Linked DNA regions of Homo sapiens: region 2 is linked to region 1. Evidence: read pairs that join two places in POLR2A ChIA-PET (ENCODE). Cell type or tissue: GM12878. All regions are shown on one strand. Each heading gives the region's core, and the rest is flanking DNA. Links, peaks and the distances in the headings are about the cores only. Region 1 has its middle 72 kb from the start of ATP8A1-DT. Region 2 overlaps ATP8A1 (ATPase phospholipid transporting 8A1).

Region 1 (16,575 bases), core at 6,574-9,073:
TTTGGGAACCCACACTTATCCTCTTTTTGCCTTTTGAAGATTGCCTGGATGCCTTGGGGCTAAGTCTCTGAATAATTACAAGCTAATGCTGAATATATATCATCTCATATACATATGTATTTCTTCAAGTAAATGTAATGTATTCCCGAGGTCACACTTCAAGTTTGTATGTATATATATAAGATGTTAAAAATCTTATTTTTTTCCAATTGTTAATATATGCTGATTACTTAATATGTGTGTGTGGGTGGGGAGTGGTTTATATTAGTTTTCTATTACTGCTATGGCAAATTACCTTAAACTTCGTGTCTTAAAGCAACACCAATTTATGATCTCACAATTCTGGAGATAAGAGGTCCAAAATGAGTCTCTCTGGACTGAAATCTAGGAGTCTGCAGAGCTATGTTCCATCCTGGAGGCTCTAGGGGAGAATCCATCTCTTGCCTTTTCCAGCCTCTGGAGGCTGCCTGCATTCCTTGGCTTATTGTGTCTTTCCATCTTCCCCAACCAGCTGAGTCTTCACCACATGGCATCACTCTGACACCGATTCCTCTGTCTCCCTCTTACACATCTTAGAACTGTTGTGATTATATTGGATCCTCTCAATAATCTAGATAATCTCCCTGTTTTAAGGGCAACTAACTGGCAACCTTTATTCTGTCCATGACCTGAATTCCCTTTGCCATGTAACCTAACACATTCACAGATTCCAAAGATTAGGACACAGGCATCTTCTGGGCCCATTGTGTTGCTTGCTGCAGGAGAGTTTCAGAGAAGTAAAAAGATGTAAATAAACAATCTGAATTCAATCACTCAAAGATAACTACTGTTAACATTTTGGCAAATATTTCTGCTTAAATTTTGTAAAATCTTGAACCAAGTTGACTTAGATATAGAACGGAAACTTTAAATGTTTTCTGACCCATTTGTATATATATTGATATAATTCATATACGAGAAAGTCTCTGTCCCTCCCCTGTGTTCTTCCAGGTTTCTTTATGTAAATACATATACAATAACATCTCTGTTCCTTTCTTTATCTTGTAGTGGGAGTGGGCACAGGAACAATAATAATAAATAATATTTATTGAATATTTATCATGCACCAGACACTATGATAAGTTCTATGAATTTAATCTTCACAACACTTTGAGTGGGTACTATTATTATCTTTACTTTTAAGATGCAGAATCTGAGACACAGAGTAGTGAAGTAATTTGCTCACAGTTTTTATGTGGTAAATTATAAACTGAGATTTGAACCCAGAGAGTCCAATTTCAGAGCCCACATGCTTAGTTACTATAATGAGCACATTGCTTGCTAATTTAAAGAGTTCGTTAAAATTTCTGTCATCTCAAAAAATTCCTTACATAGAAGGGATTTTGCCTCAAAATGTCATGTGTTTCTGGAAAGGTGTATCTGACACTCTTGGTTGGTGGCCCAGGAGCTATACCCAATAGCCATTCCAAAACATTTTCTGCCTTGCTGGTACCCACAATAGAGCTGAAAAAGCAGAAACTTGCTTTTAAAGCCTCTATTGAACTCAGTTCTGGCCAAAGAAACTGTAAGACATTTTCTGAGAGAACTCTGGGGAAGCTGTTGCCTTTGTTATGTCATCAGGAAGGAGAGTTATGAAACTTTTCTCTCTCTCCTCTGTCCAGCCCTTTTCCCCCATTTGGACATGGCCACATGAAGATACAATATTCAGAGGTAAGGCAGACCTCTTGCAACAATACTACAGGAATTTCAAAAATTTCAGCACAACTTCGGACATTGTGGAGTTGCCAAACCTGGAGCTGGTTATCTCCAGACTTCTTGTGAAGCACAGCAATAAATAGTCTTACACTTTAAGCCCATGTTAGATTTCTTTTACTTGCAGCCAAACACATCCTAATTAATACACAGCTCAATAGTACTACTAAAGAGAAAACATCTGTAGTGTGTGGTAAAATCATGGGCCTACCTTTTAAGAGAGATGTAGGTATTTGCAATACCATGACAGCAGCCTGTCTCTATGCAAGGGGTTTTGAAACCTTGTTATGGGAACTGGGAGGAGTTATCCTGGAAAATATGATCAAAAAAAAAATTATAATATGTAATATACTTGAAGGGCTCTCTGATAGGTTGAAAGCATCCACAAATTCTTGCTATCCCTGTGTGCACATTACTTTGCAATGTGACATTTCAGTTGTTCTGATCCATCCATTTAATTTCCATTTGGCCATGTATATTAGTTTCCTAGGGCTGCCATAACAAACTGGCGGGCTTAAAACAACAGAAATTTATTTTCTCATGGTTTTTGAAACTAGAAGTCTGAAATCAAGATATTGGCAAGCTCAGGCTTTCTTTGAAGTCTCTAGGGGAAAATCCGTTCCATGCCCTTCTCTTCTTAGCTTCTGGAGTGACCTGTAGTCCTTGGGGTTCCTTGGCTTATAGACATCTCTCTCCACTCTCTGCCCCACTAATCACATGGCATTCCCCCTGTGTGTTTCTGTATTTATTCTCTTTTCATAAGGACACCCAGTCATACTGGATTAAAGAACCACCTTACTCCAGAATGGCTTCACTTCAACTTAACTAATTATATCTGTAGCAATCAATTCCCAAATAAGGTAGCATTCTGAGATGCTAGGAAGGATATGAATTGGGAGTTGGGGGACTGGAGTAGGAGACACTATCTGACCCAGTACATCATGTGATTTGCTTTGGCAAAAAGAATATTAGCAAATAGTACATCAGAGACTTGTAAAGTGTTATTTTTGCAACCTTGGGACCACTGTAAGTAGAAGTCCATTCTGACTTACTGGAGGATGAGAGACCATATGGAGCAAAGGCAAGCCAAAATGTCCCAGCTGAGGGCACCACTAGAAACACCAGCCTGACAATTGCCAGACATGTGAATTAGCCATTCTAAACCATCCAGTCATAGTCAAGCTGGCCAGACTGGAGGAATCACCTGGCTGACCCACGGAATCATGAAAAATAATAAATGTTTGTTGTGGGGATGATTTATTATGCAGCAAAAGTGAACTAATATGGGCTCTGAAATGAAAAGGAGGGTTGATTTGTTTGAGGATGTTCCAGAGAGCAGAATGATTTCGAGATTCTTGCCAACTTTGAGAGGCTGTGGTTTTAGGATTGACTTTCCTTCTAGTACCTAAAAGTTGCAGAAATAAATATTTCAGTTGAATGCAACAGAGAAGTTTCTAATAACTGGATTTGTCAGATGATGTACTTGACTGTCCCCCAAGGGGAGTGTTGTAAAGGAAGATATTTTTTGGGAGACTTAATTAGAACCTCTGATCGTCATTTCAAATCTAAGACTTTATGGAAAAAGTGTTTGGATGTTAGAGATTAAGAAATGGGAAAAATTATTGATGATTTAATATCCTTTTACTGCATTGCTCATGCCAAAAATTGTAGAAAGGCCAAAAATTACTCAGCATACTCTCTAAAATTCACAATATCGGCTGGCATTATTGCACATATTCTTCATAAATTGAGCCTTGGACCACGGGTTGGAAGTGAGCCTTTGACTTTGGGCTTCTTCATTGCCTTCTCTATTTCATTTTACCTCCTCTTCTTTCCAGGGTTAGAAACACGATGGTTTCTTGCCAACTGGTGAATCAGTATGGAACTAAACCTGGGATTGGGCCAGGCCTGAAAGCAGTAGACTAAACTAGAGATAGGGTCATCAGGCAGCCCTCTGGAATGATGTCATTTACCACCTTAAGGAAGCAGGATAGTGAAATGAGCCTGGGAGAACTGAACAACCTGGCATAATAGGAGCCTTCAGATGGCTGCTAAGGAACACAGATATCTGGGGTGGAACATTCTTGGGATGAGTACGTTAAGTATAGTTATGCTAACCCTACCATGAAAATAATGTAATTAATAAGTATGCTAGTTCTGATTTTTTGGCCGATATTATACTCTTGTCAGGGTTTAACTGTAATAAGATCTTCTATGCTGTCTCTGGCAAGTCAAAAACTTCTTTAAACTTCGGTTTCTTAGAGTAATTGGTCTTAGATTATCTCCAAACTTTTACCTAATAGTAAAATTCTATTACGGCCTAGAGACAGTAATATCAGATATTAATTGAGGCTTAAAATGTCTTTAATTCATTAATATTTCATTTGGAATGTTATAACTAGAATTGATTGACTCCATTATAAATGCCTGGCACTGGGAAAAGAACTTTACATCCATTATCATGTGTATTTATCATAGTAACTATATTATTCAGATGAAAAATCTGAGGCTTAGAAAGGTTAAACAACTTTCCCAAGGTTACCAAACTATTTAGTAGATTTCTAAATAGTACATCAGCTCTCTCATCTTTAAGATAGATATTTAATTATCCTAGTAATAGCTTAACAATTTTGTACAGATGAACAATTATTGGTAAAGAATACACAGAAAATAGCACCCTAATATTTTGTTGTCTTAATTTATTTACAATTACCTCAGTGTAAATACTGTTATCTGTGTGCATGTACAAATAAACTCTGATCTATACCTTAGGAATGATTATTTTACAGCTGAAATACCCTAAGAAGAATCAACAACCTTCTGAGGTAGAGTTACTTAGCATTTTAAGTATCATTATCGAAATTTATACTGGATAATTTGTCAATTAACATAAGGATGATAGAAATAATTTTATCTCGATGAATGTGATGCTCAACATACATGGAAGGTTATACGTTTACATGGGCCCCATCACTCTTGCACTAATTCTACAATGTAACACCTCAATAGTGGGGGTCTAGATTCTGGCCCCTTGCCTACCCTGAATCCCTCTGATTGATGGAAATTCAATTGCCTCACTCCATTTCAAGGCTGGCTGGTTCTGCTTTCAGAATATTATCATATTTGGATAAGAATGAAGCTTTCATGCAAGGCCTGAATCAATCTACCTGGGAGCAGACAGTGGCACTTTCCTTGGTGTTGCACAAACAGGTGTATGACTGTTTTTGTGCCTGTTTGATAACTATTTAAGCATTTGGGGTATTTAGGTTAAGTCTTGCTTTCACAGTCAAAGCCACTCAGTGACAAAGTTGAAGTAATTAGGTATCTCTCACCCACCACTGACCACAAAAATCTTCTTATACTAAAGAACCTGACAATTCCTGCATGGTAAAATTGAATTGAGGCAATCAAACAAGGAACAAACCACAAAGATATACAGGATGACCTAAGGGAAAGAAATTTGGAGATTCACATAAATCTCATTCATGCCGCTTTCCCTCCATGGAATTGATCATTGCTTCTAATTTATCTTTCAGCATAGAATGTGTGCTCAGTTGCCTCATTTTTCACCCCAGCCAACTAAGAAATACTTGTTTAAGGTTGAAATCAACACTGAACATCATAAAACATAGTTCAGTTATACACTTTTTATAATAGGAGATATTAATGCTTTGTGTGTACCAGGCATTGGTCTAAATATTGAACAGGTATGAACATTTAATTTGCACAAAATTTAATGAAGTCAGTATTATTGTTATTACCACATTGCAAAAGAGGCAAGTGAGACACAGAAAAGTCAAATGATTTGCTCAAAGTCACATAGTTAATAAGGGCCAGAAGAGGGACACAGACCCAGGTATCTATTCCAGAGTCTGTGCACCACAATTTTATTTTATTTTGTTTACTTATTTTTTTTGAGACAGTCTTGCTCTGTTGCCTAGTCTGGAGTGCAGTGGCATGATCTTAGCTCCCTGCAACCTCTGCCTTCAGGGTTCAAGTGATTCTCATGCCTCAGCCTCTGGAGTAGCTGTGAATACAGGCACGTGCCACCATGCCAGGCTATTTTTTGTATTTTTAATAGAGATGGGGGTAGAGATGGAGTTTTGCCATGTTGGCCTGGCTGGTCTCCAACTCCTGATCTCAGGTGATCTGCGTGCCTAAGCCTTCCAAAGTGCTGGTATTACAGGGCTGAGCCACCTCGCCCAGCCTATATGCACCACAATTTTATACAGTTCATTTTCCTGGTGTATAAAGCTGGGAAAAGACAAACAATAATGGCATTCTGGTATTTCCTCCAACTACAAGGTAGTTTCCAACTTTGAGGTTCCCTGATTTATCTGGCCATTTCCTCTACTAATTTGCAAAATGGATTAAGGGTCAGATCAAAGACCTTCCTGGGGCTCCAATTCTTAAGCGGCTACTGAAGTCTCACTGGAATGAATGGGAAATACGGTGTTCATTAACTCACAGTTCCATGAATAATCCCTTACACAACCAGAAAAATGCATATTGTTCCTGCTTTCTATCTCTGACCATACAGGGCCAACAAACAGACATTTTTAACAGGTTCCTCTGAGATATCCTTTTATCTCCATGTAATATGTTTAGGATACATGTGTACATTGGACTGGGCTGCCTGCTCTGAAACCAGCCAGCAATAGTTCCCTGAAGTCATCAGTCACAGCTGAGTTTCTGTAATGATGCAGTTGTATTTAATGAGAATGAGCAATTTATTTTATTATGTAAATTTTGAACTTTAAGTATAGCTCCTCAGACTTTTAGTTTGAAAATTGCAAAAGAAAACCGAGGAAATATTAAGAACTATGGAAAAAGTTGGAACTATTTCGCCAACATCACGGCCAAAAGAAAAAGGACTTTCACATATATGTTGGACAATTATCTATTACTATAGTCTTATAACCAACTTGGTTCTTAATGAGTATTAATTATTAGCAGAATTCAATCACAAATGACAAAAAACATGTGAAGAGAAATTTTCCAAATAAAAGCAAATGTTATTTTAGATTTAATGTGTGATTTTGAAATGAAGAAAGTATATAATTGTATTAATGGAACATCAGTTACTTTCTTTTAAAAAAATTGTATTTTATTGTTAATTGACAGATAATAATGGTATATATTTATGGGGTACAATGTGATGTTTTGATACATGAATACATTGTGGAATGACAAAATCAGGTTAATTAATATCTTTATCACCTTGCATACTTATTTTTTGTGGTGAGAACATTTAAAATCCACTTTTTAAAAACCAATTTTGAAATATAAAACATATTATTATTAACAATAGTCACCATGCTATGCAGTAGATGACCAGAACTTATTCCTCCTAACTGAAACTTTGTACACTTTCAGGGAAGACTGTAAACATCTCCCCTTTTCCTGTCCACCTTTCACCCCTGGTAACTACCATTCTACTCTCTACTTCTATGAATTTGATGTTTCTGGATTCCACATATAAATGAAATCATGTGGTATTTGTATTTCAGGTGCTTAGCTTATTTTACTTAGGGAAATGTCCCGTAGATTCATCCATATTGTCACAAATGACAGAATTTCCTTCTTTTTAAAAAAGGCTAAACAGTAAAAAAAAAAAAAAAAAAAAAGGCTAAATAGTATTCCAATTGTATATATATACTACATAGTTTTAATCCATTCATCCATTAATGGACATCAGTTAATTTCTACCACACTAAATAAATGTTGAATAAGCATTTATCCTGCATTGTGCCTTTACATTGTTGATATTATTCAATAGGTTTTCTGGAATGCAAGTATGAATAAATTATTAAGATGTATTAAATCTATATAACTTTGATATGTATAGTTCCTCCCTCTAATTTGATTTTTTTGTCCTATGTATGTTGTGGATGATTGATTTTGTGTAACACATGAACAAGTTATCTTAATTCCTGTTACGCATTGTGTTGTTTACTCTCCAAATTCATATATTCATGTCCTTGTCTACCATACCACAGTATGTGAACTTATTTGAAAATAGAGCTACTGCAGATGTAATTACTTAAGATGACATTATATTGAAGTAAGATGCGCCCTACTCCAATATTACTGGTGTCCTTATAACAAGAAAAATTTGCACATAGACATGAATAGAGGGAGAAGGCCATGTAAAGATAGAGCCAGAGACCAGCTTGATGCTTCTACAAGCTAAGGAATGTTACATACTTCCAGAAAACTACCAGAAGCCAAGAGAGAAGCACAGAACAGATTCTTCCCCATAGCCTATAGGAGGAACCAACCCTGCTGACACCTTGGTCTCTGGCTTCTGGCCTCCAGATCTGGGAGACAACACACTTCTGTTGTTCAAACCTCTGAGTTTGTGGTAATCTGTTATAGTGGCCCTCACAAACTGTATTAGTCCATTTTCACACTACTATAAAGAAATACCTGAGACTAGGTAATTTATAAATAAAGGGAGTTTAATTGACTCACAGTTCTGCATGGCTAGGGAGGCCTCAGGAAACTTACAATCATGGCAGAAGAGGAAGCAAACATGTCCTTCCTCACAAGGCAGCAGGAGAGAGAAATGCGTGAAAAGGGGGAAGAGCCCCTTATAAAACCATCAGATCTTGTGAGAACTCACTCACTATCACGAGAACAGCATAGGGGAAACTGCCCCCATAATTCAATTACTTCCCTCCATCAACACGTGAGGATTACAGGTCCCTCCTTTGACATGTGGAGATTATAATTCAAGATTAGATTTGGTTGGGGACACACAGCCAAATCATATCACAAACTAATCCATTTCCTATCATGTAATGAAGACAGGATAGATTCATCTGGTGCGGTGGAATGACTGAGATTTTTATCTTTATTTTGCCTGGGACATTATCTGATTATACAACCACTTTCAAACTGCTGTGGGTTTTAAGAGATTGAAGCCAAATATGATGTATGTGCCTAGGAGGCCTGGGTGCTATTAAATACTCTTGAGGTTGAGTGTTTAAAGAGACATTGTTTTCTTCTATGTACAACTTGTTCCAAAATGTTCTTGCATTATTCATTTTTTAGGATGTGTTTATGAAGCCTAGATGTTTTGAAGTCGCTGGTAAGTAAATCTATATTATTTAATTTTCTAAATTTAGAAATGTTGGCCGGTAATTTACCTTCATATTTCTTCCTGGAAATCTGACATTTAATTTTTTTTTCATCAGCCTGGATGTTTTCATGAACTCTAAAGTTCAACAGTGCAAATAATTTGTACCTGAAGTGTATTTGTAGCATGCATGGTCAAGGGTCCAGGGAGCTTGAAGAACAAATAGTATGACACAAACCAGTTTTCAAAAGTAGCCTGAGAACACTTTGTTTTTTTAAGGGTTATGGTTAGTGAGCACGGATCTCACCAGAGTTCCTAAGATCTTACTAACTATTTAAAAGATGAAGTCCACTCTTCCAATTATACTTTGAAACAAAATAGAAAGATGTACAAATAAAAGACTTTTGGTATCCCTGAAAATGTTCTGTCTGCAATGGAAATCAATAGATATTTCTCTCATTGACGCACGTTATTTTTTTTGGAGATGGAGTCTTGCTCTGTTGCCCAGGCTGGAGTGCAGTGGTGCAATTCTCCTGCCTCAATATTAAAAAATGATAAATTTCCATGCTTTGTCATTTTTGACTCCTGAGCTCTTGTTAGAACTTGTGATAGTGTTAATTATGCTTGTGGTAGTTGACTATCAATTCACTCCACAGGGAGCATGAAATGCTCAAGATTTTATAAATAATATCCATTTACTGTATATGTACTGTGCTTATAATTTTCTTATTTTAGTTCATTGAGTGTGTTTACTAGGAGAGAACATCTTTGCTATACATAAAATATTCTATAACATTTTAAAAAATCAGGGATATTTATGTATATTTAAATCAAGGATTGAAAGAATATTCCTTTTTTGTGTTCCTACTATTTCTTAAAGCATCATATACTAATTAAATATTTGTTGTATATTTTCGACTATGTTCAACCTATTGTGTAAGATGCTTGGAGAAGGAGCAGGGCATAATAAAAGACACAACACGTTTCTGTCCTCGGGGGTTTTATCTGGGGCTTTAAAAGGAAACCTATGGAAAGATAAATATATGGTAGGGAGCCATGTTTTAACTTACTGTTATGTGAAAACTGTGGAAGTAGATCTCAGAAAAGTGAGTTGTCATGAATCAGGGTGGTCAGAAAAGTGGAGAAGTGGGGATTGGGCTACAAGAAGGTAAAGAAGAGGAAGAGAATGGACACAAAGAAAAAGCAGTCTTTGAAAATCCTTATACGCTTGGTGATAATGAAAATGAGTAGGTTGAATTGGTTGAGAGAGCCAGATTTTTTTGTAGAAAGCTCTCCATAATAGGAGAAGGACAATTCTGTAATCATCAGGACAGAAAGAGATAGCTTGAAAGATCGCCACGGAATAGACTGGAAGAGGAAATGTCTGGACAGTAAGACACAAAAGAGGCTGTAGGACAGTTCAGGCTTGCGGCTATGAAGACTTGTCCTGTAGTGGTCAGGGTGTATTTGAATGATATTAGAAACAAAAACCCATAAAACAATGTAAAAATACCTTAAACAATTAAATGTAGAACTAAGGAGGAGCCAAAGGAGGATGATTATATAACAACTGCAGTTACAGAGTGAATGATACCCCTTTGTTTAACTAACAAAACAACCTTCAAATAATTCCTTGTCTCATCATGTTTATAGTTATCGATGACTAAACATCTGCTTCACAAGAAAATAAATTGTTACCAAAATTTATTAAAGAAAATACATACACTAAAAATTCCAAAGATGTCTGTTTTATTTCCCACATTCAGTATTGCTATTGTAAATCTCTTCTTATCCCAAGTATTGTACAATAACTGATATTCCATATAATTCTAGAAACTGATAAGATTTAGTTCAATAGGAACTATATTGTGGGCTAGGCGCGGTGGCTCACGTCTGTAATCCCAGCACTCTGGGAGGCCGAGGCGGGTGGATCACGAGGTCAGGATATCGATACCATCCCGGCTAACAGGGTGAAACCCCGTCTCTCCTAAAAATACAAAAAAAATTAGCCGGGCGTGGTGGCAGGAGCCTGTGGTCCCAGCTACTCCGGAGGCTGAGGCAGGAGAAAGGCGTGAAGCGGCGAGGCGGAGCTTGCAGTGAGCGGAGATTGCGCCACTGTACCCCAGCCTGGGGCCTGGGAAACAGAGCGAGACTCCGTCTCAAAGAAAAAAAAAAAAAAAAAAAAAAAAAAGAACTATATTGTGGCTTCAGATATAAGAAGGAGAAAGATTTATTCAAGAAATCAGTCTTATATCTTGCTGTCTATTTAAAATTCTGGAAGTGCAGATAAGATAATTTACTTGCTTGAAAATATTTTGTGATCCCTTATTGTCCCTAAAATGAGGTTCAAAATCCTTAGGCAGTATAGGGCAGTGGGGAAAATGTTGAACTCTGGAGACTAACCAAGCTTCAAATTTTGATTTTCTTACTTATCAGTAGTATAAGTTTGGGAAGTTTATTTAATCTGTCAGAGCCTCAGTTTTCAATAGCAACAAAAATGATAATAGCCACTCATAGAATTATTATGAATATAGGAAGAGATGAGTCACATAATTAGCATATTACATAGTAAATGCTCAATGGGTCTATTATTTTAAGCAGATTTGTGTTAGTCTAAACTACCATGAACTGTCTCCATCATACTTTTCCTATAGTAGTTTCCTCTGCTGATCTTCATTCTGCTTATCGTATGGTCAAGCTGAATTCTTTTTAGATCCATGGTCTGTAATTTCTGCCTCTCTGCTTTTATTTATACGGTATCCCCTGCAAGGTACCCTCTCCATTTCTCACTTCTCATCCAGATTTTTTTTTAGGATTCTATGCATCCTTTCAAAGATCAATTGAAAGGTCATTTTCTAAGAAATAATTTTTCTGATACTACCAGCTCTTCCGATCTCTCACAACAGTTGTGTCTCTTGAGGGCACTACATAAATCACATTTCTTGGTTATTCAGAATTCACACTGAATAATTTGATAAGCTTATTAAAAGATATTAAACAAGTATAGAAAATCTCTGGGGGGCTCAGAGAGCCAGACTTGAAGCTATGCAGCCAGGAAAAATGCCCACCTGTATTGAAAGACTGGTTTAATGAGATCACTATTACCATTTCCTCTCTGGACTATGCTCTGTCAACCATGTAGCCTGGTAGTCCTTGCATTAATCAGATCTAGACCACATATGAGAAACATAGATGCAAGGGTGTGTGAGAAGGCACCACATACACACACTTTTTTTTTTTTTTTTTTTTTTTGAGACAGTCTCACTCTGTCGCCAGGCTGTAGTACAGTGGCATGATCTCGGCTCACTGCAACCTCCCACTCCCTGGTTCAAGCGATTCTCCTGCGTCAGCCTCCCGAGTAGCTGGGATTACAGGCATGCGCCACCATGCCCAGCTAATTTTTGTATTTTTAGTAGAGACGGGGTTTCACCATGTTGGTCAGGCTGGCCTCAATCTCCTGACCTCGTGATCCGCCCGCCTCAGCCTCCCACAGTGCTGGGATTATAGGCGTGAGCCACTGCGTCCGCCCCACGCCCACTTGTTTTTTGTTTCCTGCTTTGGATGGAAGAACTTTGCAGTTTGAGAAATTACCAAAATGAAAGATATTTAAAGATGTTGTGTGGTTACAAATGAAAAATGTTTAAACAGACCCTTACCGCTTAAAAAAACCTTTTTAATATAGTAATTTTCAAATACATAGGAAAGTAGAGAACAATAGTGCCGTCAACCTTCCTCCTCTCTCCCCATTGACTCCTTACCTGTCTATAACAATCATCAAGTCATAGCCACTTTTGTTTTGTTTCATGACTGTTCCTGCCCACTTCTTTCTGCATGAAACTCCTCCCACCCACACCTTCTAGTAATTTTGAGGAGAATCCATGCATGACATCATTGCATTAATTTCTAATTCAATTTGTATCTCTAAAAGATAATGAAGTGCTTAACATAACCACAATTCCATTATCACGGCTACAAAGTTAAGGATAATTCTGTATTGTGAACAAATGTCCCCAGGCAGTGTTTGAGTTCCCCTGATTATCTTCAAAGTGATTTTTTTTTTTTTTTTTTTTTTTTTTTTTTTGAGACAGTCTTGCTTAGTTGCCCAGGCTGGAGTGCAGTGGCCCAATCTTGGTTCATGCAACCTCTGCCTCCTGGGCTCAAGCCATTCTCCTGCCTCAGCCTCCTGAGTAGCTGGGATTACAGGTGCCTGCCACCACACCTGGCAAATTTTTGTATTTTTAGTAGAGATGGGGTTTTGTCATGTTGGTCAGGCTAGTCTTGAACTCCTGACCTCAGGTGATCCACACACTTCAGCCTCCCAAAGTGCTGGGATTATAGGCATGAGCCATCACACTCAACCTCAAAATGATTTTTAAATTTTGATTTGTTTGAATCAAACAAGAAACCAAGCAAGTTTCTCAATACATTTGCTTGTCGTATGTCTGTTAAGTCTCTCTTAATCAGTAGATTCTCTTTATCTCTTTTTTTCTCTTTACAATTTATTTGGTGAAGAAGCCAACTCATTCATCTTGTAGAGTTTTCTGAATTCGAGATTTTTCTAAGTGCTTTCTGTGGCGTCATTTAACATGTACCTGTCTTCCTCCCTCCCTCTGAAAACTGGTAATTAGATCTAGAGCCTTGGTGTGATAGCTTGATCACAGAAAAGCTGGAATTTTTAGAACCAGTTTTCCTGACTCCTAGTCTATGCTGTTTCTAACCTGCCTCTTTAATGAGGCACAGAGTACATGGCCTTTTATTTGGAAAGAAGGAACAGTTCCATGCTTATAAAATGCTCAGAGTATGCTCAGTATTGCTCACCGTTCAACACATAGAAAAGACAATATGTATCTTGAGAAAGCCTAAAGAAAATAGGGAAGCTGACCCCAGAGTCCTTGGCCACTTTCTTTCTGCAGACGTTCTATTGAGGAATGAATGATATGCTTTGCTTTTGTATAATTGGCATTTCTGGGATTTGGTTATCATATGCAGAGGTTAAAAAAAACCCTATATCCCTGCCATAAAATGCATCAGTAGGAATACTGAGCCAGCATGGATACAGCAAATACATATAGCATGAGTTATGTTTGGTGGTGACAGGAGGGAGGACATGAAGGAAATCTTAGATGATTTATATATATATATTTTCTCCCTTATCTCTTTGAGGATTTTTGCTTCTTTTAAATTCGACCCATTTATTCCAATAGTTCTAGTTCATGTGTATCTATTGTTTGGCTTATTGTCTTTCTGTTATTAACTCTTGGGAATCTAATTATTTTGACTTAAGAATAAGGGTGTTTATAATTGTGTTTGTTAATCTTATAGGGCCATAGCAATACTTTATCAAATTATAAATCATTCATTTAAAGCAAAGCAAAGCGATTCCTAACAATTCCCTTTTAATTATAGAGGAGTTACTGACTATACAAGGTTCAGTTGTATGAAGAAAAGCTGGATAGACATCAATTCCTATTGTTTTTCCTCTCAGAACTCTTCTTTTATGAAGAACTTTTTATTTCTACTGCTTCATATGGGTAGGTTGACACTCTAAAAGTGCTTTGGATATAACATTATTCAAAGCGTATAAACGAAAGAGTTGTATGGAAAAGGCATTTTCAAATAACATGCACAAGTGTAGGAGATGAGTGGGCTGGGCTCTGGCTTTGCACATTTGGAAGAAATTTGTTAACAAAATGTCTCATCATAAAGACATCAAGTAAGACAACCAATAGGATGAGTCCAGTGACAAACGGAAGATCATTAGCTTCATAAAAACCAAATTCTTTATCACAAAGAAAACTTATTTCAAATGAAACTGGTTATAAAATCAGGGCATCTAGCCATTTGGGTATACTTAAATTACGTGAGCCATGTTTATTCTGGAGTGAGGTACTTTGCACACCCACACAAAATCCTGTTTTTTCCAATGATGTTTTATACACTCACTTTAACCACCACCCTATATTTACAGAGAGATGACCAGAATTATTTGTCAGACATGGTTTAGAAAAGAAAGCTGACAAAATAAAAAACTCACATGGATTATTGATTCCTTCCTTCAGTGTCCATAAAGAATCTATAGAAAAAAGAAAAGAAATATACTTTACATATGCAAACCCAAATGCCAGGCTTTATGTTAATAATTAATCCTTGGCTTAAAGAGACCATAAAAAGAATTATGAAACTTGAGGATTGAAACAACAGTAAAGACTCACATGCCACCATTTGAAAGACATGGCTGAAATAGTCCTTTGATGGAAATGTAAGATAAAATGACCAGGACACAGAGAGTTTGAAAATGAATAAGCTAAATATTCAATCCAAAAAGTTCGAAATGCAACAGAGAAAATCCAAAGAAACCAATTGAAAGCAACAAGAAAGGAGGAATTAATAACAATAAAAAGTTAATAAAATAAAGAACAAAAAACATAAAAACTTCAACAAAACTAAAAATATCTAGTTTTTTCCCCCAAGATGATGGATTAGAAGCATTTAGCATGCCTCAGCCACTTGGAAATAGCAAGATAGTGCATAAAAGATCAACTCTGTGAGCTTTCATTTCATAGGGAAAATGGAAGTCCCTTGGAATCATGAAGGACACTCCAGATTCCAAGGAGAACATGGGCAAACAGGCCCTGTGACAACGTCTGGCTGACAAAAGTGAATGAAACTCCAGTACATGAGAGAGGCACAGAGACTCCCTCTGTGACTCATCTTTCCACTGGGGATCAAATTAACCTAGGCCAGAGGACAGCACTGTTTCTCCCAAGCTCTGGAGCTAACTTGGCGAGAGGCTGGAAGACATTGAGAGGGAAAGACACTGGTAAAAGGTGCAGAGATTTTCCCAGACATGGAGTGAGGCAGGACACCATTTTTATTCAGGGCACATACAGAGTGAGTCATTGTTTGGTGACCCGGCAGTGTGACCATGCAGGCATTTTAGTCTCAGGCCAGAGATTGGAGCGCTTGCTCTGAAGCAGGGTAGGGGCTTCCACAGCCAGAACTGTGTAAAGTACCTCAGCAGTAGGTGCTGAATTTGTTGTTCTCCCTGTCTCAGGTGTGGGTCAGGAGGACAGCTGCTATAGCTATGGTATCTCTTGGGTGATGACACTTGTAGCTAAGGCCAGCTTGGCAACCTGGAACGGGTCGACATGTGTCATTGTTGCATGCCCCAGCCTGCTCCTCTGAGCTCACTGTGCAGCAGGGCCCCCTCTACTTCATCCCCAAGCAGAACTCCAGATAGAGCACTCACTTGCCTGGGCCAGCAGCCTGAGCAACCCCACCCTTCCTGTGCAGAGATCCCAGTGCACTGGATTTTCCTTTGGCACTGGTGTTTATGCCTACCATCAGGGGACCTGTAGGTAGGCCTGCCTGATCTATTCCTGCCCATGTTGCTCCCCACCCTCATGGGGCTAAGCAGGGAATTCAGGCCACTGTGCATGCCACAGATCACACTATTGCCTGAGGCGACAGAGAGCTTCTCCAAATAAACAAGAATCAAGTATGTACTCAGCATTGGCTGCAGTTGGCTTTTACCCGTAAGTGACATCTATCTATTGGATTACAGGTCAAACTACTCAGCCCAACAAAAAACCTACTGACAGAATTGCATGGGGCTATAGAAGCAAAGCCCCAAAACCCTACCCAGCCTTCTCTAAAGTCACATCTCCTAGGGAGTGGGGGAAAGAAAAGAAAAAAACCTGCAATAATATTATAGGGGAAAAAAGAAAAAAAATCCTACCTGC
Region 2 (16,575 bases), core at 6,579-9,078, 82 kb before region 1:
ACCTCTAAAAATGCACAGGAAACAAGGCAGACTGACACTACGGACTGGATTCTAATCCAAGCAAAAGTGGTAAAGTAGTAATGATACTCTTCAAAAAATAACTGTATCAAAGAGTTTTTGACTGTCAAAGGGGAATACCAGGCCATGTCAGATATGTATTCTGGATTTCAGGAGGGCACATTTCAATTTATTATCAAGACCCACAAAGTGCAGAAGCCCCAACAGCTGTCCAAACCCACATGCTGAGTAATTGTGGAAGGCCCTGACAAGGCGGGGAGGTGGTCAGGGAGGGTTGAAGGAGTTGTATTTAGAGACCACTGCTGCTTCACAGGAAGTACTTGAACAAGCACAAGATTAAAAAAAGATCACAGGAAAGGTTGAAAATAGATAGGTTCACATGTTCAACAGTGAATATTAACAGATGCACAGACATCTGAGACTGGAGGAAAGGTGTTGTAAAAAACGTTAGAGACCACTCGATTTTTCCCCCTTTCATCTGGGACACAAAGAATTGATGAGATGAGCCTGCTGCCTAGAATAGATGATACAATGTTGTTAACAGATAATAAAAGGCAGAACTTCTCAGCTCCAACATCTACTTTGCTTCAATCGTCTATCAAGGATAATCATCTTAAGACTGGAAAGGTTAGAATGAACATTAGTTCGAAGAACTAAACCAAAAGACAAGGTAGGGGATTATTTTAAGAGGGAAAAAAAGAAAAATCAGCACCTAACTGCTCTAAATGAATTCCTAGCCTATAGTAAATACATATATGTATGTGTAGGTATATATAATTATTTTCTAACCTACAGAACTGTGAGAACCTGCAAAATAGTTAAGTGAACTGTTACTAATCAGAGAAGAACTATGGTGAATGAGAGAGGAACTAAAAGATGAAGACAATTTAGTCATCGTTCAGTATGCATGGGGGATTGGTTCCAAGACCCCTTACCAAATCTGCAGATGCTCAATTACCTTATATAAAGTGATGTAGTATTTCAAATAACCTACACACATCCTCTTGTATATTTTAAATCATCTCTCGATTACTTATAATACCTAACACAATGCCTACACGTCATTTGCATGGATTCAACATAGTACTTGGTGTGTGGCAAATTGAAGTTTTGCTTTTTGAAACTCTATGGAATTTTTTCTGAATACTTTTGATCCATGATTGGCTGAATCCATGGACGTGAAACTCAGGGATAAGGAGGGCCACCTGCACTCTCCCAGTGTTCTAAAAAGAAGATGGATCATAAAGATCATAAACCACTGTTTTTTAAAATGGGAGTCTACAGATGTGCTTTCAAAGTTCACAGATTTACAAAATGAGATCCACTGCTTCTAAAGGATTTTTGGGAAAGATCTGAAAATTCAGAAGTTAAAAGAACATTTCTGAGAATTCAGTTAAACATGGAACTGAGCTTAATTATTTTGAAAGCAGTGTTTCTCATACAAAGAATATATTCTCAAAGACCAAAAAGAAATGTTTCCTCTAAAAAAGGTCCTTTACATTAGATAAGTCTGAATAATAATGCTATTGGCCAATGAGTTTGAGGCCAATGCTAGTCAAACATTAAGTGCAGCTGATTAACAGACTGCTTAAAAGGGAGGTGGTGACTGGTGGGGATCAGTAAGCCTCCACTGACTAAATCCCTTTTCTTTCTTTTCAAAAATAGAACCCTCAGCATCTGGATTTCAAGAAGGCTTTTGTGTAGGCCCTATTGTTATAAATGAAGACACACGATTCCATGATTATGAAACAATGTGGATTCACAACTATGTAGCTGACAAACATACATGGAGGGGTCTCACATACTAAAGCTATTCTTTGGCCATCCCTGCCTGTGAGCCCTTCTGAAAGAGCCTCCCCTGGGTCACCCTTGGACTCGGTCTCTCCTTCCATCTCCTGGCCTGGCCTAGTACCTGAGCCCTAGGTGTCAGGGTCAACATGGAGCACCTGACCAGCCAGGCCAGTCAGATCCCTTTTAGAGAATGTGGATTTGTGGTCAGTCAACTCAGCACCAAGTAAGGAACATCACGGACAGGTGGGCTGGAGGGAGCATCATGGCACTCTGAAGCCACATGCATGCCAAAGTTAGGAAGTGAAGGAGCAGACGTACAGAGACTTCCCCCTCACCAGAAAAAAAAAAAAAAAAAAGAACAATGAACCTCTGCTGTGATACAAGAGGATCCCTTACAGTAAATGCCTAACTTGGTAAGGGCTCTGGGTGCAGACTGCCTGGGTTCCAATGACAGGATAAGGACACATGACACGATTAATCAATGTACAGATGACATGAAAAAAATCAGAATTCTAGAAGATTTTGAAAGGCTGAATAAGTTGAAGGTTCTATACTAAAGGCCTAAAGAAGCAACTGTGTAAATACAATATGGGAGACACCTGACCCAGCAAGGCATGTAGAGCATAAATGTTTTTACTGCTTTTATTGCTTTCTTATCAAGAAAAAATCTGAGGTGTCTGAGAATGGAATGGGCTGTCTTAAAAGGGTGTGTGTGGGTGTGTTCCCTTCACTGTGAGGTATTCAAGCCATATCAGTTACTGTGTTGCATTAAATGACTTCTAAGTTCCCTTCCAACTCTAGAATCCAAGGATTCTATCCTTTTAAATTTCTTTTTTTTTTTTAAGACAACTATAAGCTTATTGAGAGAACCACTGATACAGTGCAGGGCGCAAGTTTTCCGCATTTTGTACATGGAAAAGAGTATTATTAAATTAGTTACTACAAATGCTTGTAGGATAGTTAACCCCATTGACTTCAGTAGCAGTGTGTTCATAGGAAGATAGAACTGAATTACAGCTCTGAATGAGCTAGGCCTTAAAAAGTACTGGGGAAAAAAATGAATGAACAATGATGAAAGTTATCTGAATCATTACAACTTTAACTTTTAGAGCTATTTACACATTTTATAACATACAAACAGGTAGATATATGATTAGTTCCAACAGACTAGTCCTCGTTTTATTACAAGAAGCAGAAACACCCAAATAACATCATTATGCTGCTACATTAATCTCAGAATGAGTCAGTGGAGTTTAACTGGCACCTGCTTCTTATCTCCATTGTGACTTTGCAAGAGAGGAAAACAACTCACCTTTGTTTTTTTTTTTAAACAAAGTCTCAATCATCAAAAACATCCAGTGAAGAAACTAAAGTCTTCCTGCCCATTACAACTTTGGTAGGGACATCAGTATAGCACACACAGCAACATACACTGTCCACAAACAAGACAAGTGTTTTATCCTACAGAAACAGACATTACCCAGGATAAGGAAAGTGTGACACTCTCATCTGCCTGTTGATAACACAATGCCACAACCAGGTTTGCCAAATATCCAACAAATCCATTAAACAAAGCTAGAAAAAGAGGAAACCCACAAAAGAGCATCCAAGAACTCCAGCACACCCTAACGAGACTCTGAGAATGGGTGTGGCTCTGGGATGGCTCATCTACCACAAGCACTGTGGGCAGTACTGAAGAACCCACTAAGACTGGTCAGATGAGACTGGCTCAAAAAGCCAAGAATCATTTTCACAAAACAAAGTAAGGAATGGTCGGCATCCTTCAGTTTGTCAGGATGTAGCTAAAGAAGACGACAGAAACCTCCACTAAACAGATTAAGATAGGATGTGTGAATGACAGCTGGTGGGCTGCAAAGACTGAAAAGACCCAGCACATTGCTCAGTGACATTAAAGCAATGACACCTACACATGTGTGAGATTGCCGCACGCCCTACTCAATCCACAGGTAGAACAAAAACGATGCGAGGGTGGATGAAACAAATGCTTCAAGAACCTTCTAATGCCATAAATAAAAATCACTCCATGCAGTAAGTACCTCCTAATGCAACATTTTACCTCAAGATGCTACTACTACTAATTAGAATCATGAAATTAGCTCCCTAGACCTGCTGGTATACCGTGACCACTGCCATGCAAGGTGTGATGGGCATACAGATGAATATAAGAAAACTCCACGAAGACTTCAAAACCACTCCAGCGTTTTTAAAAGTTCAGTTTCCAAAATCTGAACAGCCTGATCTTATCCCAGTCACTCACCAGATGCAGATTCAAAAAACATTTGCTTAGCACCTACTTTATAGTAAGTGCTTTCATTTAATATATCCACTCTGGAAAATGTCCCTGCAGTTTGGAGCACCTCAAGAGCCAAAAGAACGCAGTGATCACGTGAAAGACTGTTCTCATCAACTCTGACTGGGCAGCAAAAAGTCCTGGCAATGTAATTATCGATCCCAAACAGAATAAATCCATACAGTTCCCAGATACCTAAAATTCATAGCAATGGGGAACACGTATTACACTAACAGGTGCATTTACTGAAATTCTAAAGAATATTCAGAGAAAAGAAGATGAGGGAAACAGAAGATGGAAATTCTGAAATCCAGATTTTAGGATGAATGCAATACTCTAAGAGAATAAAATAAATGTCTACAAACATATGTATTTTTGACACATGGGACTTTCTCACTCCTTTCTAAGATGCAAGCTGGTTTTCATTCCTTCATCCCAGTGTTTTCTATTTCGGTAAATGGCACCACTGTTTTGGGCTCAGGGCCCAAAACTTTAGTCATTTTTGACTCCTTTTTTTAAAATTCCATAACCTAGCCATCAACAAATCTGTTGGATCTATCTTCTAGTTATATTCTGAATCTTGACCACTCCCCATCATGTCCACTGATGCTTAGTAGTTGAAGCCACTATCATTTCTCCTTGTTTCAACCCTTACCCCCAAGATGAAATCAGAATCCCTGGGGGTGGGACCAGGGGTCAGTGTGTTGAAAACTCCTTGGGAGATTCCAGTGTGTAGCCAGGCTTGGTCTCCTCACTATCCAACAGGCAGATGATTCGCTGGTAGGTATTATCACTTTATCAAAGAGAAACAGGAGTCTCACAGAGGTTAAGTGACATGCTCAAGGCCGCACAGCTTTGAAGGGCCAGAACACACATATCACTCCAGGCCTACAGGAAGTCCCAGTGCCTTGTTTCACTTTCTCGCCAATTATTTATAGGGCATTAGCTTAGGATGTTAAAGATAGCTTCAAGCGTAGTTATGTCACAAAACAAAAAAGCCCTACTTGCAGGTGGCTACCGTGTCATCTGGTACTGAGCAGACCAAAAACACATGAAACAAACAGTAACAATGGTGATTTATTTGCTTCAATGAATTTTTGTTTAAAAGGTCAATTTTAGCTGAACATATGGAAAAATATCTGACCTATAAAGAAATCTACTAAGTTCAGACTGAAGGCCTTCGTATTAAGGCTTAGTTAAAATGAAAATATATAGGAGAGTGGTTCACCAACCACAGGGATAAATTCCACCGGGAAATTCACTTAATAAGTTCAAGGGGGATTCAATTTGGTACCTGGGGAAATTAAGAGAGTTTTTTCTTTTGCTAATTGTATTCACTTGGAAGTCAACAAAAGGCCAACTCATGTAATGATTCTCTTACTGAACGTTAAACGAAGAGACAGAAATCAGTTGCCATCTGGGGTTAAATTGAGCCAACAATTCAGAACTTTCCAACCTCTACAAGATCAAATTCTGGCTTTTGAAAATAATTTCCATCTGCAAAGTACAAATCACATTATCACCTAATAAAAGGAAAGTCTAAATGCAGAGACAAATAAGGATAGATGAGAACTATAAAATAAACAGCAATCACGAATGCTGGACACAATGCACTTGATCTACAGTACTATGGTGTTTTTCTAATCCCCAGAGCGTCAAGTGATAATCTTCCCACCCGGCAGTGGCCACCAGCAGCATCCTAAAGCTAGAACCCAGCGCCCATCAGAGCGGCCACCGAGAAACACAATGGCCAAATAAAGAGTCTCAAATATTGGCCTCATCTCAGCAATTAGGGAAGGCAGGTAAATTGGGAGTTTTCACATTTTGTACGTTAACCTATAAAAGATTATTTCATGTCATAATGGGATAAATCAATAAATCTAGACTGACGAAAATATACTCCTTGAAAAAAAAAAAGTTGCCACAGAAATTTCAAAGACTATTACCAAGTCATTATGCTATTTTTTTCAGCTGCAAATGACTAAATATTTGGGCTACAAATATAGGCTGAATAAAGCAACTAATTACTACAACATACTAAAAGCAAGCAGGTTACCAAAAAACTAGTAATGACACTGCAGAAAAGCTCATATTGAACAAGCTCCCAGAGTAGATATAACACCAGCTAAAAATAAACTAAATGTGTTGTACTCTTCACTTAGTTGTACTGAATTGAATGTTCAATTCAGAATTTTAAAGAAAGTCTTCAAAACCTAATAAATAGTATTAATGTATGACCTTGATCATTTCTGAGAGGGGAAATTAAGAGGAGTATAATTAGTCCTATTAGCTAACTGGATGATACACAATTTACCAAAAATATTGATTTTCTTTGGTAAATATTTTGGGTAAATTGCTTGTCTATCACTTGGCTAGCTAATACTCTTGGTTTCTTGGCTCGCAACCTATATAGTTGTATACAATTTATTCCCATCCTCTCTGCCAGCAAGTAAATTCAAGGTTGTATACCAGTGTTTTCAATACCACTGCACATGAGAATTACCTAGGAGATAAAATATTAATGCTTGGTCCCTATCCCTATAGAACAGACCAACTGATTCCATCGTTCTGGGATGGGTCTGGGAATCTGTATTGTTTAGAAGCTCCCTATCTAATTCACTATGAAGCCAGGGTTGAGCATCACACGATGTGGCTATAAAAACAATTTACATTTCACAAGCCTCCCACTGCCCTGTCCACATTGGACACACTTTTCATTAAAGATAGCAGAGACATTCCTCCCCATGTCATTTCTCTAACATTTACCCATGACAATGAAAATAAAGTTAGGAAAGTTGACTTAAGTCCATCTGAGAATATTTATCACAACCATTCTGGCATAGATGGTAGACTGAACCCAGCTTAACATGTAGAGCAGCCACCAGGATTGGATAAAACTTAGACCCATCTCATTTCTTTGGTCAGAGACAGAACATGGCCTAGGTTAGAGAAAAAAAAAAAAGTAGAGTGAGACAGACTAGAAGGGAACTGGAAAGGGCCAACTAGTCGCAGCCACTGGAATAACAATACAATGGTGGAGCGACAGATCCAGGACAAATGGAAATGGGCAACACCTACACTCAGAACCAAAGATCTCCTGCATGGGGCAACGATGTGGGTTCAGGTGAGCTGGCCAAAAGCAACTGTGGGTAAAGTGAAAGCAAATGATACTCAGAAACCTTGGTAGGCCTGGCGTGGCATCAAAACGGCTCACAAATGCTGAGCACTGGAGTCCAAGCTAGGGTTGGGAACCAGCATCTTGTCCTGCCAAGAGCAAGGCAGGCCCCCCCATCCTGGAGCTCTATAAGCTGCTGGGACAGGCACTCAGGGTCAGGGAAGTGGTGACAGGGTGTGCATGCCTCATCTTTAGAGTGCTAAGTCAGAGCTCTTCAAATGTTGACGTTAAAGATTTTTGGGACTAAATCTATGTGGGATTGAGGAAGGGACACGGGAAAAAGACGGTCTGTAGAAGCTGGAAGATTTGTTTTATACAACGTTAGCTTTACTTCAGGACCAGAATTAACCACAGGGACCTAGGTCAATTACAGAAGCTGAACTGGTGTAGGCTGGCATCAGAACAAACCATCTCTTTGACTCAACCCTGCATACCATTGTTTGCTTGTTTCACTCACAAAGGCCAATCTTGTACTCTAAACAGGTCTGGCCCACTAAAGTGGTGCTCTGGTCCAGAACCCAGGCTGGCTTTGGCCTTCTTAGTGACATTCTGAGCTGTCACTCAACTAATCTGATATTATTAAGCACAGCCCTAGATGGATCAAGATCAGTCATCTCTTTTAAAGATAATTCACATAAAATAATGAACAGAGGCTCAATTTAAAACAGACACCTCTCTTTGCCAAGTCAATTAGAGGTCTAATTAATCCATGAAGCCAAGTTCTATACAGTTGTCCCTTTAGCACAAGTGATGGTGATATTGTACATAAAAGAATACTACTTAAGAGTTTTATCTACTTCACATCTCATGCTAACATTTAAATAAAAATGAATAGGAAGACATGGCAGGGTGTTTTATTTATCAAATATATTTTATAAGAGATTAAAAAATTGGAAACAAAACAGGCTACAAAAGATGCCACAATGTACTTACATAAAACCTCTAAACTGCCAAGTCAAAGGCAGTATTATCTAAGCACCCATATAATGTGTGAAGTTTTATACACACGTGACTGCCTTCTGTTGTTAAGAAGGGAGCTGAAGACTTAAACCTCAAGATCTACATATGTATTTCTAACAAGCTTACTTTGAGCTATGGGTTTCCATCACAAAATTTTATATTCTGAAAAATTCTAGTAAATCCTAACAAGTAAGCATATGCTAGAGGTATAATTTACAACTATGCTGTTCAATACAGTGGCCACTAGTCACATGTAGCTACTGAGCACATGAAATAGTACAAATTGAGATGCACTATAAAATGCCCACCAGATTTAGAAAACGTAGCACAAAAAATGTAAACTACCACTCATAAATTTTTATAACAAAATATTGAAATAATATTTTGGATATATTGGGCCAAAGACAATTTATATTTATAATACATATTAGTATTTATATATTAAATACACTATTACTTGTATTATTTAATATTAAATATATAGTATTAAAATTCATTTAACATCTCTTTTTACATTTTAAATGTAGCTGCTTGATTGTGGCTCACGTTTTATTTCTTTTAGTGCTGATCTGAGATATAAATGCTGATTTGTAAGTAGATTCCATGGAACCATTAGCTAAATCTAGTTGGTCTAAATTTGACCTTATTCCTAGCAAAAAGGAGAAAAAAGAGTAATATCTCAGCTATCATGTCAGGGCCACTACATGAAATAATAAAAGTGGTAAGTTGGAAGCAGAGTCCACAATACATCAGCAGATAGAAATGAACCATTCTTGCTCAAAAAGTAGTAAAACCAACAGATACCTGGTCAAATCTTATTAATTTAAAACCTCATTTAAAAATACTTTGCTTTAAGACATACAATATAATTTTAAAACCTACAGAGACAAAAATTAACTGAAAAACTGAAATGAATTCAGACTGATACCAATATCAAAGTAGCAATAATTGAAGAGGGAAACTAAGCATACATGACTCAATATAAGAAAGATGCCAATTCTCTTAATATAAATTTATAAACAATGCAATTCCAATAAATATTCCAACATGTTTTTTAACTTGATTCAATGATGTACTCATAAATTCTAGTAGAAAAATACAACTGTGGGGGAAAGAAAACCCAGAAAAACCTAGAGAAAAGAGCAAAGCAAATGGGACAGCTAAGAGAATATTTTTTGTTATGTTGCAATAAAGGAATTTGATACCAGGGGCTAAAAGGGACCAAAATAAAGAGAGGTGGCGGCGGGTGGGGTGGGGGGAAGGGAAAGAGAGACTGACTCCAGAAAAAAACTCAAATATATACATACGGAAGCACCTCAAATCAGTGTGGGAAGAAAGGATTATTAAATATATGGTTATTATGTCAGGTAAATAATTTGAGGAAAAACTTAGATCCAGGCCTCACATTTCACCACAAAGTAAATCACACAGGAATTACTAATATAACTGTTTAAAATGAAACCCAAAAGTACTAAAAGAAAAATATAATTGAAAAATTATCTTGAAAAATATGACATTAAAGCAGAAATTTAAAAAAAGGAAAGATTATACTTCATAAAAATTAATTTACATACATGTTAAAGCACTACAAAGTTAAGATAAACTATGAATAAGGAAAAAAGGTATTATCGTTAACATATAAGTTCTTAAACTTCAATACAAAACTTGATAAACAATTCAGAAAAAAATAATCACTACATTTACCAAAATATGTTAAACCTAATAAAGCAATGTAAACTTAAAGACTTACTTTTTACATTCTATATCCATAAGGAGGAAGAAAAATGCTATACAGTGCTGCAAAAGGGATAAACAGGCACTCTCATTCACTTTCAGTGGGAGTGTAAACCAGTATAATCTTTCTAGCAATTTTCAAATATGTATCAAAAGTCATAAAAAGATATATACTTTTGACCCAGAAATCCCATTTCTAGGGACTTTGAACAAAACCATCAGAAAGGTGTACAAAAAGATACAAAGATGCTTATTCAAGAGTTTAAAAAACTGAAATGACCTAAATGTCCACCCACAGGGTTCTTTAGTAAGTTATTCTGTACTAACATAAAAATGCTAAGCTGTCATAAAATTAATAAAATTGATCTGTTCATTCAACAAAAATTTACTGAGCTGCTACCAAGTGTCAAGCACTATTCCAGGCACTAAGGATATAACTAGTGACAGTAGACAAAATTTACACAAATCTATATTGGCACAGATATCCATAAAATTATTAAAAATAATGCAGATTACCTCATTCTTCCTAACAAATATATCTTTTCTGGAAAATAGTTGGGAAGGACATATACTAAAATTCTAACATTGTAAATATATAAATTTATATGAAGTATATAAAAGTTTATAATCACAATGTGATTATATTTGGATGGCATAGTTTGTGATGAATTTTACTCTCTCCTGCAAGACTTTCTGAAGCATGAGTTTTTCCCAGTAAGCAGGCAGTACTTCTATCAAGACTCATAGTTAAGCTCTTCCATTAAAAACAAAGCTCAGAGTTATCCATTCATTCAACAAATATAGAGTGGTGGCTATGTGGCAGACAAAACTCTAGGTGTAGAGGGTACAGCAGCGAACAAATCTCACAAAAACGCTCCTTTGGGGTGCTAAGGTTTCAGTAGGAGGGTACTAGATTTAGTACATCTAGATTTAGCTCTGAGTATTTTACAAATTGGATTATAAGGCATTTTCATCTTTAGGACATAGATTCATTCATTTAACCAATGCCTACTATGTGCCAGGCAATGTCCTCATGGGGAGCAATATATCAGTGGACAAACCAGACAAAACCCCCTGCCCTTAGGGAGCTTACTACCCGGAGAATACAATCATTGGAAGGTTTGGGCTCCTTTCGCTAAGAAGTAAAGAATGAAGGGGAAAGTGGTGGCCTTCATGTCATTGACATTCCAATGAAACCATGTGAATAGAGACCCACGCAGCAAACATTTCGTTAACTTCAAAAGTGTCCTCTGACCTTTGCAAACATTCCCACAGCTGTAACATTAGGTATATGCTTCAATTCTGTTTTTGAAATGACAGAAAAAACAAACCATGAATTCTGCACTGAAGATAGAAAACCTAAAATAATCAGATCTAATACACTTATATCTCCAGAATTACACTAAGTAAAATGACACCTACTTTGAGATTTTCAAATATTGATGACATGCTGTATCGCTATACTCATACACACCTTCTCACACAGTGCCACTTCAGGTAAAACTGAACTCATCTCCATACTCATCTCCATGTTTCCTTTGGGACCTCCTTCATCGACCACAGCCTTTTGTCCCACCACCCATTTAGCTGGCACACAGCTGGTGCATAATAAGTGGTTTTTAAAGGAACAAAAACCTTAGTCATCTTTTACCTGGAATAGCGTCCTAAAATTTTTCCTTTAAGGACAGCTTAAATTACTTTTTATTCCTTTTGTTACCTTTTATGTAAATAAAACATACTATTCTACATAGTTACAAACATTTTAGAGTTGCCATTTAGAAAAACAATTCCTAAAACAACTTCTGGATACATCGTTTAGCACATATTTTACATAATCAAATAAATGTCATTATATTTTAGCATTATAGTATTCAACAGAAGAAAACACAAACCACTGGATAGGTATGTGAAGTTTTTGTGTGTGTGCATTTCTTTAGTTCTGAACAATTTAATCCTTATTATATGTAAAGTATGAGCTCCAGAGCAGTTTCTATGTTATCCAAGCAAGAGCCTTTGGCAATCTGAGAACTTCACTGTGACTGATTCTGTTGTCTGCCTGATATAGTTTGGCTGTGTCCCCACCCAAATCTCATCTTGAATTGTAAATCCCACAATTCTCACATGTCGTAGAGGAACCCAGTAGGAGGAAACTGAATCATGGGGACAGGTCTTTCCCATGCTGTTCTTGTGATAGTGAATAAGTCTCACAAGATCTGATAGTTTTATAAATGGAAGTTCCCCTGCACAAGCTCTCTCTGCCTGCTGCCATCCATGTAAGATCTGACTTGCTCCTCCTTGCCTTCTGCCATGATTGTGAGACCTCCCCAGCCATGTAAGTCCATTAAACCTCTTTCTTTTGTAAATTGCCCAGTCTCGGTACGTCTTCATCAGGAGCATGAAAACAGACTAATACAGTACATTGGTACCAGAAGAGTGGGGTGCTGCTGAAAAGATACTGAAAATGTGGAAATGACTTTGGAACTGGGTAACAGGCAGAGGTTGAAAAAAGTTTGGAGGGCCCAGAAAGCAGGAAAATGTGGGAAAGTATGGAACTCCCTAGAGACTTGTTGAATGGCTTTGACCCAAAATGCTGATAATGATACAATGAATTCCAAGCTGAGTAGTCTCGGGTATGTCTTTATCAGCAGTGTGAAAATGGACTAATGCACTGCTCAATAACCATACACCCTTTTCCGTTTGTAACACAACACTGGGTAATGTGTCCAGCTGGAAATTTCCATTTCCCAGCTTGCCCTGCAAGTGGAAACCAATGCAAAATAAGCATTAGTTTTTGTGTGGTGCTTTCTGAAAAACCTGTTTGCCTTTCACCCTTCCATTTTCTCCTGGCTAAAACTATTGTACATGATGGCTGGCACCCCAGCAACCATGCTGTGACTTTATGGAAGACAAACTCTCAGGACAGTGAAGCAGAAAGGCACAAGGAGCCAACATCCCTTATGACTTTGTGTAGCAGGCACAGCCAACCCTGTCTACCTCCACACTAGTTTTACAGGAGTGAGAAAAACTATTTTGTGTAAGCTACCATTATTTCAGTCTGTTTCCAGATTTCAAATGCTAAGTTCAAACACCCATTTGATTTATCTGGGGCAGCTAAATAAAGAGACCTAAAATTCTTAGTCTTCTGCTTTATCTACTCTTGCCTTATGGCAAATTTTTCCACTATCAGGGTTTCAACTATTGTCTCTCAAGATTCCCAAGTTTGAGGTTTCCCACATCTCACCTAAAAATTTCCAACTACCTTTAAAACATGTCCATTTGGATGTCCCCGTTACCTCAAAATTTGAATTAGTATCATCTCTTATTTTATTAGTCCTCCTTCCCAATTTCCTTGTTGTTTAATAGATTTTCTCAACCAGTCAAGCTCAAGACTGTAATGGAAATTTCCTCAAAATGTGTTTCACCAGCACCAGGGTATCTTGGGAGGCTCATTAAGAATGCGAATCCCCAAGCCCACCACAGATTTACTCAACTAAATCTTCACAAGCCAGCCCAATAAGATCCCTGATAATTTATGAACCTACTACCAATGTTATTACTAATAAAATATCAATATGCTATTACCAATAAGATCCATGGTAACTTATTAATATTAGAATTCTAAATTATTGTTGAGACTTGCTTTTTTCAAAAAAGTCCTTCTCTCTCCTGCCCTATGTTTACTAAATATTCACTAAATAGCAAAGTCCTATAATATGATTGCTATGATTTGGCTGTGTCCCCACCCAAATCTCATCTTAAATTGTTGCTCCCATAATCCCCAAGTGTTGTGGAAGAGACCTGGTGGGAGGTAACTGAATCATGGGGGCAGGTCTTTCCCGTGCTGTTCTCATGACAGTGAATAAGTCTCACGAGATCTGATAGTTTTATAAAGAGCAGTTCCCCTGCACACGCTCTTTTGCCTTTGCTCCTCCTTCACTTTCCGCCATGACTGTGAGGCCTCCCCAGCCATGTGAAACTGAGTCCATTAAACCTCTTTTTCTTTATAAATTACCCAGTCTTGGGTATGTTTTTATTAGCAGCCTAAGAGCGGACTAACACAATGACCTTTGTGACCTCATTTCCTACTATTCTTCCCCTCACCGTTCCTAATTCCCGATGTGAAACTGAGTCCATTAAACCTCTTTGTCTTTATAAATTACCCAGTCTTGGGTATGTTTTTATTAGCAGCCTAAGAGCGGACTAACACAATGACCTTTGTGACCTCATTTCCTACTATTCTTCCCCTCACCGTTCCTAATTCCCGATTCTCTCCTGCCTTGGGGCATTTGCTCTGGCTGGAACACCCTTCCCCCAGATCCCCACCAGGCCAACTCCCTTATCTCCTTCATGCCAACTTTTCAATGAGGGCTAGTCTAACTAACCTACTTAAAATTGCAATCCATCCACCCACCTTAAACATTTTGCTTTCTCTTCATTTTCCCCATTTGCCACACAACAAATTCTATAATTAGCATATTTTGTGTGTGTTTTGTCTCCTGCCTCACTAGAAAGTAAGCACCTCCAGGGCCATGCTTTTCCTCTTCTGTTAACTGATGTATCCCAAGTGCCTGTAACAGTAGTTGAAGTTCAGTAGACATCTGCTGAATGAGTTAATGATTCAGTCAGAAATCTGATTCCTCCCTTCCCATTCTCACTGTTCCACTCTAATACTAATTCTGACTTTTGTCATTTTAAGACTGTTTTGCAAAAGAGTCTATCTACCATACCTTTTCCTCCAAACCAGCCAACACACTTCCAGACTTAACTAAGTTACTACTTTTAGGATGTCCCTCCCTTATAACGATGTGGCCCCCAACTGGCCCTGTTAGATATTATATATTGGAGTTAGGCTTAAATAAGAAATTAGATTCAATGAACTCTAAGAACCTGTTCAAATATTCGGTCCTGTGTCCAAATGACTCACCTTGGCATTTAAAATGCTTTGTAATCTGGCAGTAATCTACCTATCCAAACTTTTAGCCTGCTCCTTCCAAGTTTCCCTCTGCTCCCGGCCAATTTCCTTAAGAACTCTGAAATAAGCCATGTTCACTTTCCCCATTTGTTCTTGTTATGACTGTCTTCAACACTCTCCTAACTACAGAAATAGATGTCAGTATCCTTTAGGATCCTGCTGCTCAGACTGTGATCTGCAGGCCAGCATCCTTCAGCATTACATTCTTGTCAGAAATGTAGTAACTCTGGCCCCACTCCAGACCTCCTGAATCAGACTCTGCGTTTAACAAGATCCTCAGGTGATTCCTATGAACCTTCGAGTTTGAGAAGCACTGTGTGAGGGCTCATCTCAAATCACACCTCAATGAAATGTTCACTCAGCAGGCCTTATGTTCAGTAATAAGTATGTACTAAATTCCTAATCTTCCACAGGTCCTGCGTCCCCCACAGCATGCACAATATTTAATTAACAACATCCCCTCTTAGACTATTTATTCCCTCTTTAAGTCCTTTCTCCCCAGTTTGGTTGTAAACAACTTACAGGCATGACAGTCATACATCTGGCCAATCTGGATGAAGGGAACAGAAACCCATTCAAGTCATTTCAAGGGGGGGAAAAGAGCTTATTTTAATGCTACTTGGGAACTAGGGCTATAAAATTCGGGAGGGCAGGCTCCAAGGTCTCGCCACCCTCTCTCAGGATCTGTGTCTGCCCATCCATTCCATTTTCTTTGCTATCTCTCTACTCACTCATAGTTTCTGCTTTCTTCTATCAGCAGCATTCCCATGACTTATTATGGCCACCCATTCTCTCCCATACCAGCCTATTCACCTCTGCTCCCTTCTGCTTTTACTCTAAATCTCTAACTTTAATGTTTTCAAGAGAGATATGATTAACACAGAGACTCTTTTTGAGCCAAACCACAAGGTTACAAGTGTCTGAGTCACATAAGAATTGGTTGACCCTGGGTCAGGAGCCAACCATAGTCCAATCAGCTGAGGCCAAAAAGGCTGCAGTTCAGAACAAGGCCCTCTAGGCAGCAGGGCCTCTCTCAAAGGAGAATATTCCTTAGGAAAGGTAGGACTATATTTTTTAGGAAAGAAATATTTCCTAGGAAAGAAAAGTGTGGGCAGAGCAGGCAATGAGCCACAACGCCAGCCCCACAGAGTCATTATTTGTCTTCACCACAGTCCCAAGCACATGCTGAAGCTATAATAAACTGGAATCAACTAATCTCAGGGGAAAGGGTCATTCACTCACCAAGCACCACTATGGCCCTGACACTGTGCTGGACGCACAGGGAATACAAAGATTAAACAAGCAGCAGTCCTTGTTTTCCCAGAGCTCTTAATCCAAATGTGTCACTGAACTAGTTACTTGACCTTGGGCAAATTACTAAACCATATGGGCCACAGTTTCCTCAACTATCAGATGGCACTCCACCTTCACCAACCTCCAGGAGTGTTGTAAGTTTCCATAAAGTAATCTTTGTAAAAGTACTTTGGAAAATACACAAGCCAATCAAGAACAATACTGCAGCCCTGTAATCCCCTCACATGCCACAGGTTTTGCAGTGCTCTCAGACTTTTTCTCTTCCCCTTATTTCCCACAATATAGGACCCATCAATTGCT

What was found. ChIA-PET counts read pairs that join two places held together with the same protein. Peaks named below come from ENCODE experiments on the same cell type or tissue, not always from the same donor. Only the 100,000 strongest peaks of a DNase experiment are listed, where the experiment ranks them.
Region 2: POLR2A ChIA-PET joins it to region 1 with 13 read pairs; 4 of 35 experiments call an interaction of 5 or more read pairs at or near these places.

What each region holds. Positions count from the first base shown.
Region 1 is chr4:42,720,981-42,737,555 of GRCh38, forward strand. No RefSeq gene overlaps it. Among named protein-coding and RNA genes, the nearest start is that of ATP8A1-DT, 72 kb to the left of the region's middle. In GM12878, for the core only: no CTCF peak of the experiment used is centred there; no DNase peak of the experiment used is centred there.
Region 2 is chr4:42,638,864-42,655,438 of GRCh38, forward strand. The region is part of intron 1 of ATP8A1 (ATPase phospholipid transporting 8A1); the gene reads right to left. Among named protein-coding and RNA genes, the nearest start is that of ATP8A1, 10 kb to the right of the region's middle. RefSeq lists enhancers at 48-97, 328-447, 3,114-3,163. In GM12878, for the core only: no CTCF peak of the experiment used is centred there; no DNase peak of the experiment used is centred there; H3K4me3 peaks cover 737 bases; H3K27ac peaks cover 1,438 bases.